2 separate regions of the Mus musculus genome follow, and region 2 is linked to region 1. A link is a contact called in ENCODE Hi-C or POLR2A ChIA-PET data. All regions are on one chromosome and are shown on one strand. Each heading gives the region's core, a stretch centred on a gene start or an enhancer-like site at or near the end of the contact. The rest is flanking DNA. Distances are from core to core; before and after follow the strand shown.

Region 1 (7,026 bases), core at 1,935-4,434:
CAGCACTAGCCACAAAAGCCAGGAAGGGAAAGCAAACTAAATGCCTGCCAACAGATGAATTCATTTATAAAATGTGATACTTAAGTGCCAGGGACTCAGCATTGAGAAGGAAATCCTTGCACAGCCTACATGAATGAACTCTGGAGATATTAAGTTAAATAAGCTAGTTATAAAATGTCAAACGCTGCAGGAGTCTGTTCCTTTACATGAGATAGAAGATAAGCTCTTGGAAACAGAAAGCAGAATGGTGCTTGCAAGGAGTCAGGCAGAGTGAAAACAGAATTTTTTGCTATGTAAGAAAGACCTTTCACAGCTGTATTGTACACCAAGGTATAAAAGGTTAATGCACTGTAAAGTCCACACTTAATGCTTAAAATGGTAGATTTTGTTATATACTTTCATTACAGTAACAAAAAAATATTACTGATTGGCAACTGTAAATAACCATTAGCAAGAAATAGGTTATATTTGAGCTACATCATGGAATACAGGCATCATAAACAATGACAGTAATATTGTCATAATTAACCCACTGTGCTTTAAATAAAGCAGTAGCATGCCATCCTAACAGGTCACTCTGTACCCAGGATACAATCCACACAACTACAGGTCATTCTGTAAAGGGGAACAATTGGGAGGTGGGGGAGGAACAGGACTGAGGGCCAGCAGAAAGAATCAAAACAGGCAATCTTGGGAGTTGGAGGTAGGGGGACCCTCTAGAATGTACCAGAGATCCAGGAGGTGAGACTCTCTCAGGACTCAAAGGGAGGGACCTTGGATGAAATGCCCTACAGTGGGGAGAGGAACTTGTAGAATCCACCTCCAGTGGAAGCATGGGGTTGCCATCCCACAGTCAAATACTCTGACCCATAATTGTTCCTATCTGGAAAAAACTGCCTGGACTAAAATGGAGAACAGCCTGAGGAAAAAGAGGTCCAGCTACAGGCCTAAAGTGGGATCCAGCTCAAGGGGAGGCCCCAAGACCTGACACATTACTGAGGCTATGGAGTTCTCACAAAAAGGGACAGATCATGACTGCCCTCCGAAGACCCAACAAGCAGCTGAGTCAGATGCAGATACTTCCACCCAACCAATGAACAGAGGCTGCTGACCCTGTGGTTGAATTAGGGAAAAGCTGGAAGGAGCTGAGGAGGAGGGCAACCCTGTTGGAGGAACAGCAGTCTCAAGTAACCTGGACTCCCGAGATCTCTCAGACAATGGGCCACCAACCAGGCAGCATGCACCAGCTGATATGAGGATTCCCAACACATCCACAGCAGAGGACTGCAGGGTCTGGACTAAGTGAGAGAAGATGCATCTAACCCTCAAGAGACTGGAGGCCCCAGGGAGTAGGGAGGTCTGGTGGGGTGGGGGCATCCTCTTGGAGATTGGGGGTGGAGGGAACTATAGGATGAGGAACAGTCAGGGGGCGGAACAGGATGGGGATAAAGACTGGACTGTAAAAAAACCTAACAGGTCATTCTGCAGAGGGCCAAGAATAATGGGCCAGTGGTTCACTTGCTGCTTTTGCGGAGGACTCAGGTTAGATTTGTAGCACCTAGAAGGTGGCTCACAACCATTTGGAACTTCTGTTTCAGGAGATCCAATGACTTCTTATAGGCATGTACATGGTGCACATACATGCACGCACTCAGACACATAAAATAAATAAACCTTTAAGAAAAAAACAAAACAGAACAAAAAGTAACACCTTTTTGCTAGGCATGGTGGTGACAGCCTTTAATCCCAGCATCCCGGTGGCAGGGGAAGGCTGAACTTTTTGAGATTCCTAAACATTTGAGAAGCAATGGTTTAGAGTTGAAAGTGAGGCTGGAACACAGTGACAAAGCACATTATCCAGCAAATGCAAGGCTCTCGGTTTGTCTCCAGCACTCAAAAAAATAAAAGACATACTAAACACCCTTAGCCCTTTTGGGGCTCAGATTAAATATTCAGTAATATGATTGTCATTATTACTACATATTGACTTCTACTCTGGAAGGACTTATGAAAAAAATCCCAACTAAGCATTTATGGACAATGCTAAGTTATCACTTGAAACTCTAACTCCTAGATGGGGATGATGCCTTCTGTTTAATATTCATATAGCACACACACACACTTGCACACACACACGTGAAAGTATTATATTGAAAAGCAAAAACATTTATTTTCTTTAAAAAAGTAAGAGTGTTTTGTCTGCTTGGAAGTTGCAGATATATTTCTGTCTCTGGGATTGCACTAGTTAGGACTCTCATCCACATAGTATATAAAACACCTCTTAACAGTTCTGGACACAGACTTAATACTTCAATAAAAATAATGAAAATAGAAAGGAATGGTTTTTAAATCTAAAAGTAGAAAGCAAAGAGGAAACCAAATCAACACACAAAACATAACTATGAAGATGCTAAATTTGGAGATATTAAAAAGACCAAGTAACATAAATTTTGCTTAATCTTTCTAACTCGTTTTAAACAAAACTTACCTTTCTGTGCACTCTTCAATCCTTTAAGCCTAGTATATTTACCACTAGTGTAAGTGCTCAATAAATATTTATGAGAAAAGTAGTAAGACAAAGTCTCCATAAAAATGATGGAGGAGACTTTTTTTTTTTTAAGATCCTGTTCAAAGGCAACTTCTGACTTCTGGGGACTATTTGTATAAATGGGAGGAATTAGTTCAGAATTTCCAATACCTTCCAGGACATGAACCTATGCTGCTTCACAGACAGTAGCTAAAGGCAAATTAAAGCATCCTCTACAAACTCAAGAGTGAACAGATCTGATAAACACTGGCTCTGCAAGACTAAGTAGCAAAGTAGAAAATTACATTACAGGCTCGAGAATTACACCCATGCCATTTCATATTTCTGGATGGGTTTTTTTAGGGGGAGGGGGCAGTGCGGGGGGGGGGGTTATTTTAGACAAGGTGAATTCTGTAGTCCCAGCTGTTTTAAAACTCACTCTGTAGCCCAGGCTATGAACTCGCGGCGACCTTTCAGCTTCCAGCTGTTACAGGCATCAGCCACCACGCCCGACTGTTACCCACTATTTTCTTATAGCGCAATTAAAGTGCAGTCAATTTCCCATCTCTTGCCCTATACAGTCCGCCAAAATGCAGCACTAGCTTCATAATCTTCAACTCCCGCCAAACTTTTTGCAAGCGTCTTCAACTAAGCGGAAGTGACGTTAAACGGATGACCTAGACTTGGAAGAGTTCAAATACCAGCACTCTAAAACATTGTAATGTGTTGAGAAAATTCCCAACCCTGTTATATTCTCCTTCCTTTAGCGATGCGAAAAGACCTGACTAGAACCTTGCGACTTCATTCTCAACTCCAAATTATTCAAAAATTTCCTCTTACTCATCTAGACAAGGAGGTTACACCGTAACCTCTCAAGAACTACAATTCCCATGAAACACTACCGGAAGCAAAATGAGGAAAACAGGGTCTCAAAGCATCTTGGGAACTGTAGTCGCAGGAGCCAAAGTGCTCAGAAGCCCTGCCTCCACCACTAAGACTGGAGGAACCAGGTGTTCAGCCTGGAACCCGTTACCGCTAAGGGGCGGAGCCACATCCTTAAAGCCTTCCTCTCATCTTCCCACATGAACGACAAAATTGTCCTTTCATCCTTAAAAAGCTCTATAATCATTCCCTGAAGAAAGAGAGTTGTCTACCACATCTCCAGTGATTAAAATCGCCCGGAACTCGCCCACCTCAGGATTCTACTCGTGGGAAAGGTGGCTCTTTCACAAGTGGGCAAAATGGCTGTCCTCCTAGCTTTATCATTGGTTGACTCTTACGTCGTTCAGGGACGACAACTTGCCCGGGATTGGTTCTTTTTCTTTTGTGGGTGGAGATAGACTTAGTCCCGTTCTCCCGCTGTCCCGCAGTGATAATGGGGGTGGAGCGAAAGTGGTTTTCAAACGCTGATTGGATAATTTGTATGTCACTTAATGTTGACCTAGCGTATGAGGTAGGCTGCTTTCCGTCAACGCGACGGAGAGGCGGGGCCAGTGCGTGGTGGGAAGGGGCGGGATTCTGCCGCCGCGGCTGCCGCTGGAGCCGGTGTCCGGGCTGGTGATGGGGTTAATTCCCTTCCGTGAGACTCTACCTTGCAACCAGCCGGCCCCGCCGTCGCCCCGCTGTGCCGCGCTCCCGCCACCTCCTCCTGCTCCTTCTCAGTAACGCGGGTAAGAGATGCTGTCCCCTCCCCCGCGGCGCCCCGGGAATAACGCGCTCGCTCCCCTCCCCCGCCCGCCAACCGGTAGCGCTAACGGAGCGGGAGAGTGAGGCAGCCGGGGAGCTAAGCGCTGAGGAGACGGCGTCCCTCCCCTCTCCTCCGGCCCGCCAGGGGCCGTCGGGTTCTGAGGCGAGCCCTCTAGTCGCCTCCACCGCGCGGTGCCCGCCGCTTCGCTGGGGGCCATGTGCAGCGCCAACCCCTTGAGGCCTAGCGGGGGAGCTGGGGACAGGTTCCCGAGCGTCCCTGCTGCAGCTGCTGCTCTTGCGAGCCCTGGAGATCCGGGGAGGACGGAGGGGAAAAGCAACATAGTCAGGCCAGGCTGGAGCAGGGACCGTTCGCGGAACTGTTCTCCGGGGCCTGGACCAGATGCCCGGGGCTGATACCCCCGCTCCGGGGAATTGTCACACACACCAAAAGGGAAACAGCACGTCGTGCCCGTACTGCCCGTACTGCTAGAAAAAACACAGTGGGGAAATTAGCAAGAAAGTTGAATGACTGTCAGAGCCTTGGTCGTTGATGGACGAACCTACGGGGGACGTTATGATGTAAATCCCCCTCCCCCCTTTCCATCCCTGTATATTAGAAGTTTTTTTTTTTTTCTTCTTGTGGTTATGTACCAGAGATTGTCACTGTTGTCTGAAGTTGCTTTTAAGGAGAAACAAAATTGGGTTTGGCTGTTGTGACTTCTGTGAATTGGGTCCTGAGAGAGCAAGTCCCCTAAACTAGTTAGAGGTGAAGAGGTATCTTCCAAAGCAGTGCTGCTTACTAAATAATAAGGTGCATTTCTGAAGAGGTAAAAATAGAATTTCTAGCATGAATGAATACACACAAACACACATATCCCACTCCTAAGGTTATAGTTTGGCTGGGTCACGTTAAAGAATCTCATACCATACTCCCCTTTATTTTAGATTTTTTCCCTGGACAGGGTCTCTCTGTGTAGCCCTGGCTGTCCTGGTACTCACAATGTAGACCAGGCTGGCCTTGAGCTCACAGAATCCACCTGTCTCTGCCTCCCAAGAGCTGGGATCAAAGGTGTGGCCCCCCATCGCCCAGCTAAAGAAACCTCTTAAATTTAAATGTCATTGATTCCAAGAGCATCGAGTCATAAAAAGATGAAATCAACCTCGAAGCCCCTTCCTTATAATACTTGAATCAGTAGAGTTCATGTAGCTACCCATTTAACTGAAGAAATATCATTCTCTTCAGATTTTATGTCTTTATATTTTAGGGGATTGTCTTATAATTGTATCAGATTTTGATAGTGTGCCCATCTTTTCAAATTCCACTCTGCTTTTTCAGCCTAGGAGAATATGACTTTAGTGGACCCTGTAATCTATAATAGGCATGGCTACAGACCACCCCATTTCTAAGATTTATTTGTTTTAGAGAGAACACTGGTTCTGAATAAACAACCTATGCTTTGACTAATAGACTATTTCTTCTGGGTCACAGAAGTACCTTAGGAATCTGCCATGTTCTCAAAATAATGCAAGTAGATACAGAAGTAAAATAGATCCATTCACTTGGATTAAGAAGGAATCTGGTTATGTGTTACTGATTTTTTTAATGTAGTACATAGCTTTTGAAGATTAGTTCCCTCAGCTTCTCCATTGAGTCCCCATAGCATACATTCCCTAGCATAGTTCCCCAAACTTGATAATTAGTTGGCAATTTATGCAGTGATATATTTAGGTCTCATGAATTCTTTGTATGGAAGGTCTGATGAAAATACAGGGGACTACATTCTTTTACTATTTGTGGGACCATTTTATGAGGCTAATCTAACCTAACCTCGGTTAATAATGGGGAGGATAATGCTTAATCTATGGAGCTGTAAATAGACTATGTAAAGCTACTAGGATTGTGTCTCACATGTATATATTTGTTACATTAAGTTTTTATCTTTGTTTTCTCATTTTCATATTTAGAGAATGAATTTGCTGTTCATATGCAGAGTATTGTTGCAGTCTCAAAAATCTCTTCTACTGTTGAGTGTTAATGTACACAGTGGCTTAAAACAATATCTCATAGCCAATTTTTTTGTTTTTGTTTTATTACATTTACTGGGGTACGGGGCGCAGCACAGAAGTACCATGATACATTTTAGGAGGGTGGAGGACAGTGGTAAGGTTAGGAGAAATCAGTTCTTCTTCTATCCTATTGGTCTCTGGGATTGAACTCAGGTGGTCTGATTTGAAGGCCAAGTGCCTTTATGCACTAAACCATCTTGCTAGCCTTTAGCCATTTTTTTTTTAAGCAGACAGAATATATGAAATTGGTCATTGGGTATCAAAGAGAATTTTGTCATACACAGTATCTTTTTTCCTTTTGTTTAAAATTTCTGCGTTTGGAACATATTTCAAATAGATTACCCATAATAAAAATGTGCTTTGTGTTTTAGTGTTTTAGTAGTAAACTAGGGTTGTTGTCCTGCTTTACTTTGTTAATATGTTTCAAGGTCTAGTTTACAGTTGCTTTTGGACTCATTCTGTTACCAGAGAAACCAAGTGACTGATACAAAGTTAAGACTGAGAAAGTTATCTTACCAGACTGTTGCTTTGTGCTCTTGAGGTTTGTTGGTTTTATTTTTGCTATTTTTTTTTCCTCAATGCTAGGGATTGAACCTTTCACCTCATACATGCCAGCAAGTATTCCAACATTGAGTTAAATCCTTGCTCTTTAGTTCCTACTCCATTGTTTAGCAGTCCTTGGGTATTTTTTTTTCTTTGAAATACCATATTCCTCCCTGTTCCCAAGTATATTTGAAAGTATAGTT
Region 2 (7,026 bases), core at 1,183-3,682, 260 kb after region 1:
GCAGAGCTTGGTGATGTGGGCCTGTTAATCCTTGTTACCGAGGCTAAAGATGGAAAGTTGGAAGTTCAAGGACTGACTGGGCAACTTAAAAGGGACCTTCTCTCAAAACTAAAAAAGTCAAAAAAGGCCCAGGGAGCTGGGTGCAGTGGTGCACGCCTTTATCCCAGCAGAGAATGATTCTGTGAATCCAGACAGCTATGGCAACACAGTAAGTTCTATCAAATAAAGAAACAAAGGGGATAGATGCTGGAGACACAGACTCAGGGGCGGAATGCTTGTCTACCATGTGTAAGGCTCTGTCTGGGTTCCTTCCCTAACATTATTAAGAAAACAAGCAAGCAGCAAAAAATAGATAGCTGAGCCACCCGTGGTGACTCATGGAAAATGAAACTAACAGAAAATTTAGACATAGCTGGGTGGCGACAGTGCACACCTTTAGCCCCAGTGCTTGGGAGGCAGAGTTAAGCACATGTCTGAGTTGAAGGGGCTACACAAAGAAACCCTGTCTCAAAATAAAAACAAACAAAAAAGAAATATTTAGACTCTTCTGCAAGCAAAAGCAAAGCTGCTCTGTGAATGGAAGTTGATTATTTTAAAAACTAAGTCCTGTTTATGCTTAGCTCCAGCTCTTAGCTACCAAGAAAAGGCCCTTGGCATCTGGAAAATAGCAGGCCTGCTGGGATCACAGGCAAAGAAGTAGCTACTGCTTGTTGCCTGAATGGTCTAAAGTAGTGGTTCTCGACCTTAACGCTGAGACCCTTTAATACAGTTCCTCATGTGTGATGACCCCAACCATAAAACCATCTCATTGCTACTTCATAACTAATTTTGCTGTTATGGACCATACTGTGCATATGGATCTGGTATGTGCCCCAAGGGATCCTGATCTACATGTTGAGAACTGCTGGTTTACACAGACTTTAATCAAAAGGAGACTTGGGTTTTGAAGGACAAGCAGCTGTACCGACTGCCAAAAACATTACAAAGGTTGGAACATAGAATTTAAATTCCAGAGGGTTATTTTTGTTTGTTTTGTTTTTCAGCACCAGACTTTCTATGTAGCCCTGAGCTCTGTCCTGGAACTCACTTTGTAGACCAGGCTGGCCTTGAACTCATAGGATCCGTCTACCGCTGGCTTGTGCCCAACACTGGCCTGCTTACAGTTTTAAGTATAGCAGAACTTCAAAAGATAGCTGTAGAGCCAAAAGGACGACTAGATCAGCAATATGTGGTAACCAGTATACGCGTGCCATGTCATTTTATTCTGCCTTAAAAGGCAAACCCTTGATTACAATAAGCTGCATGTCTAGCAAAATTAGCCACACACACTTATCGGAGGCACCTATAGTGATCCAGTTCAATGTTAGAAGTGTGGCAGGTGTCAGGAGGCTAGGAGAGTTAGAGAGGCTCTAACTATTTAGTAGGTAGAGTTGGAAGAGTTTCAAACAGGGATCATTGTACAAGTTGAATGCACCTCAAGATGCTTGTTGTACACTCCCAAAAGGTCAAAACTCTTAAGTTTTTGTTATATACTGACATAATCTTTAAAAAGAAAAAGAAAAGAATTGTTTACTATTGGAGGCGGAAGAGTAAGGAGCACACTGGTATGTGGTTGCTGCTAGGTGCTAGAAGCGGAGGGAGGGATGGGAAGGAGGCAGCTAGATGTCTAGAACAATTCTTTCATTATATAGGGCAGAACTCATTTCACTGAACAGTCATCAAGCCATAGATTCCTGTTAGAACGAGCTGGCCCAGGTTTGCTTGCATTGCAAGCTCCTGGTTCTGGGCTGTGTGCCCAACCCTACTCAAGAGGTAACGCCCCCCCCCCCCCCCCCCACCTCCCAAAAAACCAAACTCTGGCCTCACTGGGTTGCGACGTGAGTCCTGCTGGGATTCATTCCCAGCATCGCCCCAACTAGTCATGGCGGTGCACATCTGTCATTCCAGCACAAGCTAAGCGGAGGCTGGAGGATTACAAGTTCAAAATCATCTTTGGCTACACAGCGAGTTCGAAACCCTGTTTTAGAAACGTAATGAAAAAGCAGCACAGTATGACACAAGGGAGCGCTGCGGTGAAGAAAGGAGTCGAGGAGGCTTCGGATTCCCGCCGGGCCGGGGCCCATCCCTTCCGGAGCACACATGGCCCCGGTCTCCGCCCGGCCCGCGAGCCCCCGGAGGCCACTCACTCTTCCAGGAAGTCTAGGAACAGCTTCTGGCATTTCTCGGCCACCTCGTCGCGCACCTCCGGGTGCTGGCTTCCGGCGCCGGGCTCCGCGGCCGCTGCGAGGTCCATGGCGGCGCCGAGAGTACGCGCTGCTGAGGGAAGACCACCGCGGAGGAGAGTCCGCAGCTGCAGATAGCCCGGCCGCAGGTTCCACGCGTAGCTCCTTCCGCGCTGCCACTTCGCGCGCGCCTCCGGCTAGCCCCGCCCTCTCACCTCAGCCAATAACAGGGTAGGAGCTGAGCTACTTCGCGCCAAACCCGTCCAATCAATGGCGGTTCCGTACAGAGCCCCGCCCACCGCACGCACTTTTCGCGCCAAAAGCATACGCCATGAAGCTTTTGCCCATGCGCAATGTAGTCGCACCCACCCTCTGGTTGTTTTGGCTTGAGGAGCTAACCCCTCCCTCTCTCCCTTTACCCCCAGAGTTTATGTATAGACTTTTTTGGGTTTTTTTGTTTTGTTTTTGGTCACTCAGGGTTAAACCTACTGTGAATTGTGCATCTGGAGGAAGTAAGGTATGAGCAAACCAAACTACAGGAGAGAGCCCCTTAAAAGTCAGGTGGAGGACAGGAGCAAAGGCTTAGAGAGTAACTCATTCCGCAGCGGACCCAAGCTTGTTTCTTAGCAGCTACATGAGACAGTCACCACCTTTAACTCCAGCTTAGCGACTTTGATACCCTCTTCTGACTTCTAAGAACACATGTGCATACACATACACTTAAAAAGACAGAGATAGATATATTCTGACAATCTGCATACCATTTGACTTTCTTTTCTTTTTTAAACTGAGAGGGTCTCACATAGCCCAGGCTGGCCTTGAATTCTGGGTTCACGTGGTGCTGGGACTGAACCTAAAGCCTTCTGAGTGTAGAACAAGGACTACCTTGCTAGTAAATGATCCACATTGCCAGTCCCTCCTCGACTTTGATAGCTTAGTGCTGATAACTTGTTTCACCACCAGCACTTTTATCCTGGGCTTCCAGGACACAGTAAACCTGGACCAGAATAAATAAGTCACTTTTTCGAGGCTTACTGGATGTTAAAAATTTAATGCCAGGCAGAGTATATAAAATTAATACTTTTATAATCTATTAGGAAATATACTATAGAGATCTGCAATTGAAGGTGTTGAAGACTTGAAGCCTCAAATCCCTCCCTCCTTTGCCAACTCCAAATGTAGCCTTCACTGAGTGAGAATCCTGGGGCTTTCTAGAGAAACAAAACTGATAAAGACACACACACAGGATTTACTAAGTTTAGCATACAGGCTGTTGTCTGGCTAGCTCAACAGTGGCTGTCTTCCAATAAAAACGCCAAGCAGATGGTGGTTCAGCCCACAAGGCTGGATGTCTTAGCAGGTTTTCATTAAATGTTGGGAGTCCTGAAGAAACAGGTTCTAATACATTAATTGCTGCCTCAGCAGCAGGATGATAGATGGACTTGCCAGTGAGAGTGAGGACAGGCAGGCAAACGCACAAAAGGCTTCCTTCTGTGTCATTTTAGGTATGCTGTCACCAGGTGTGGCCCAGATATTGGATGGGCCTTTTTATTTTTAGAGAGAGTATTTCTTTTCTTTTTCTTTTTTTCTTTTTTTTTTTGTTTTTTTGTTTTTTTCGAGACAGGGTTTCTCTGTGTAGCCCTGGCTGTCCTCGAACTCAGAAATCTGCCTGCCTCTGCCTCCCGAGTGCTGGGATTAAAGGCGTGCGCCAGTATTTCTATGTGTAGTAATCCTGGCTTCCTGGAACCTGATTTGTAGACCAGGCTGGCCTTGAAGTCAAGAGATCCAGCTGCCCTTGCCTTCCAAAAACCACTCCGGGGCTTTTAGGGTGTGGGTCTTCTGATTACAAAAGATGCAGATTTAAGGTAAATCTTCTCACGTCACAGAATCCAACCAAGAAAACCCTTCACAAGTGTGCCCAGATGCCCAGGTTTAGTTGATAGTGTGAGTGTGTGGTGTGTGTTTTGTTACATTTTTTTTCCTTAAAAGCTCCAGACCAGCTAGCTAGTGCTACAAAGTGAGACCCTGCCTTAAATAGATAAATAAATAAATAAATAAATAAATAAATAAATAAATAAATAAATGAAAACTGTTTTTCTGAGTCAGATAACCCAACTCCAGAGAGACTGGATGGTTTGTGGATACTAGTTCTGAATCCTTAGATGTGTGTATATTGTTAGAAATAACAGCAGAAATCAGCAAAGTTGTAGAACACGCTCTAGAAAGGAGAATAACAGATCACAAATGCTACGCAAGGGAAGACAACTGGAGACAGCCCCTGTGGTGTTGAGCTTTTACTCTGGGAGAGGGAAGGCAAGACAGAGAAAGCGGGAGAGAGGGAGGATTAGAGCATTAAGGGTGACTGAAAAGTTATAGCATATACACATATGAAGATACATTTCCTGAAGTTATTCCAATTGCAGCGATAACACTCCCTTTCAAAAGATACAGATTAATACAAACTCCAGTCCTAGGCAGCAAAATCTTCTCTTCAAGTTGTTGGCCAAGGAAGTCCGAAAGACTGCCCCCCCAAAATACAGTTATCTTAGACCTTGAAGGTAAAACCCTATTGCCATAGACACCACACACTTCGGATCTAGAACTTGAAGAAATCAAAAACAAACCTGAGAGTCTCTCCCCTGAAGATTCCCTCAGAAGCCAAAAGATGCAAAAATCTAATTTTTCTTTGTAAATGGATGTCAATTGGAGACAGTTTCCAGGTTGGGGATAGGAGCTTGTGTCAATTTCCCTTGCAAGCACTGGGTCTCTGTTGGCTTGAACCTATGTAGGCCCTATGCATGCTGTCACATTCTGCATCCCAGTGTGCATCGATCGATCCTGTTGTATCTGAGAGACAATGCTTCCTTGGTGTCATCCATCCTCTCTGGCCCTTACAGTCCTTTGGCCTCTTCCACATAGCCTCCTGAAGCCTGAAGGGAGAGGCTTGATCAAGGCAATCTCACTCTCTGCACATTGTCCAGTTGTGGGTCTGCGTTAGTTTTCACCCACTGCAAGAGGAAGCTTCTCTGATGCTGGCTGAATAAGGCACTGATCTATGGGTATAGACAGATGTCCTTATGAGTCATTTGTTATGTTCCTTTAACAGAATAGTATTTGATTTCCTCTAGGCCCATGGCCTATCTAGTCTAAAGGCTACCTGAGCTCAGGTACAGTGCTACTCCTCTCCTGGTGCTTAGTGCCTGGCATCACTAAGCTTCTACAAAATGGATGTTTTGTCTCTAGGGATGGTGCTACAGTAGACCACAGCCATCAACTCCTGTTGTTGGCAGACAGTCACTCAAGTTAGAGACTAGCACAGATATGGTGAGTTCAGCTCATGTTGATCTACAGTGTGGACCAGGAAGCACCCCTGGAGCAAGAGTGGGATGGAGGTATGTCAACCCCTGGAAATCTTCCCGAGACTGGCAGGAGTAGGATCACTTCCCACCTGCCCCAGGTCTGTGCGTCTTGCCCACATAACTCTGTGCCCTCACTCTTTCATCCCCACCCCAGGGGGTCATGTAGCCCAGTAGCCAGGTTAAACTTTCTGGCAGCTCCTGGAACTCCTTATACAAATGAGGCATCCCCAGCATCCTGGCCTTGGCCAATGATGCACAATCACCTGGAAAGCCCCTACCCACCCCACAAATGTTTAAGTAGCTGTTGTCTGCAACCCCCTCCGATCCCCATTAAACGACTTGTCTCACTGAAGCTATCTTCCAAGAGTCTGTTCTCTTAAGACTCACAGCTGCCTGAGGTCTCTTCCACTCCTGGCCATCCTGCCTTGATCTGCACTACTGAAGCACATCACCCCAAACAGCAGCACAGCCCCACCACCTAGCTATTGTGAGTCAGCTGTGCCCAGTGTGCAGTGGCCATGATAAACCAACGTGTGGAGCTTCTTGGGAGGGATCTCTCTCAAGGGCGCCAAACATACACTAAGATATTTACACGTCGTGCATGTTCCTGTAGACTTTCCCATGTGCTTACTTTTCCTCTGAGGCAGGATCTCACGTAGCAGAAGTCCTGAACTGTTAGCTCTCCTGTGCTCACACCCTAGTGCTGGGGTCACAGGCACATGCTGTCATGTACCCTCGGCACTTTTCACATCTAATATTAATATAAGGTTAGTTTACTTTCTATTTTCCCAATATACATTCATCAATAACCAGTTATAAAATCAGATTTCTATAAAGTCACACAACACTATCATCAGCTGTAAGTTTTTATTGAATCTCAGCCTCAGGACTGGTAACAATGTCTCAGTGTTACTGGTTCTAGCCAGTTTCAGATGCTTCACAGGATTTTTGAAATAACTTTTAAGACATACCAATTTTATAGATGTTAAAATCTTGGTAATTTCTCCAAATCCTTTTTTTTCAATGTCAAGAGTTAAAAGTTCAAATATTGAAAATTTAGAATATTAGTATGGTGGCCACCTCAATATAGAAAAGAAAAAAAAATTATATAATCTTAAACTGTTTAAATTTTTCTTAACATTTCCTATAGTGAAAGGCTATGAATTTCAACCATAGAAATTTCTCATTAAAACGTTCAAGTATTTCCTATTTTAGGATATTTGAAATTCTAAAACGTTTTTTACTTAAATTAATTTGTACTGAGCTACTTAAAAAATAATTGTGGCACTTTAGTAAGACATTAATTCTACTGCATATTTTAAGTACCTCAGGTATAACCTAATCAATAGCAGGTTCCTGGAGAGAATAAAAAGTGTGGCTTTAAGGCGTGAGTCGTTTGGGGTCACGAGGGAACATTGAGGTCTGGCGTACGTTATGCAATCCTA

Evidence for each region. A loop is a pair of places that touch in the nucleus more often than their neighbours do. ChIA-PET counts read pairs that join two places held with the same protein, here RNA polymerase II (POLR2A).
Region 2: a loop to region 1 is called in a map of gastrocnemius, with 5 times the contacts of the local background. The contact joins the promoter of Mcm6 here to the promoter of Zranb3 in region 1. A Hi-C loop is called at or near these places in 1 of 37 maps with a recorded cell type or tissue (gastrocnemius). POLR2A ChIA-PET finds 5 or more read pairs at or near these places in 1 of 5 experiments (embryonic stem cell).

What each region holds. Positions count from the first base shown.
Region 1 is chr1:128,099,287-128,106,312 of GRCm38, forward strand. It overlaps Zranb3 (zinc finger, RAN-binding domain containing 3), which reads right to left and starts at 3,185. Exons shown (of 21, transcript NM_027678.3): 1 at 2,967-3,185. It overlaps R3hdm1 (R3H domain containing 1), which reads left to right and starts at 4,020. Exons shown (of 27, transcript NM_181750.2): 1 at 4,020-4,197. It also overlaps the pseudogene Gm29383.
Region 2 is chr1:128,357,273-128,364,298 of GRCm38, forward strand. It overlaps Mcm6 (minichromosome maintenance complex component 6), which reads right to left and starts at 2,433. Exons shown (of 17, transcript NM_008567.2): 1 at 2,187-2,433. The coding sequence starts at 2,293. It overlaps Dars (aspartyl-tRNA synthetase), which reads right to left. Exons shown (of 16, transcript NM_177445.5): 16 at 6,435-7,026. The coding sequence ends at 6,962.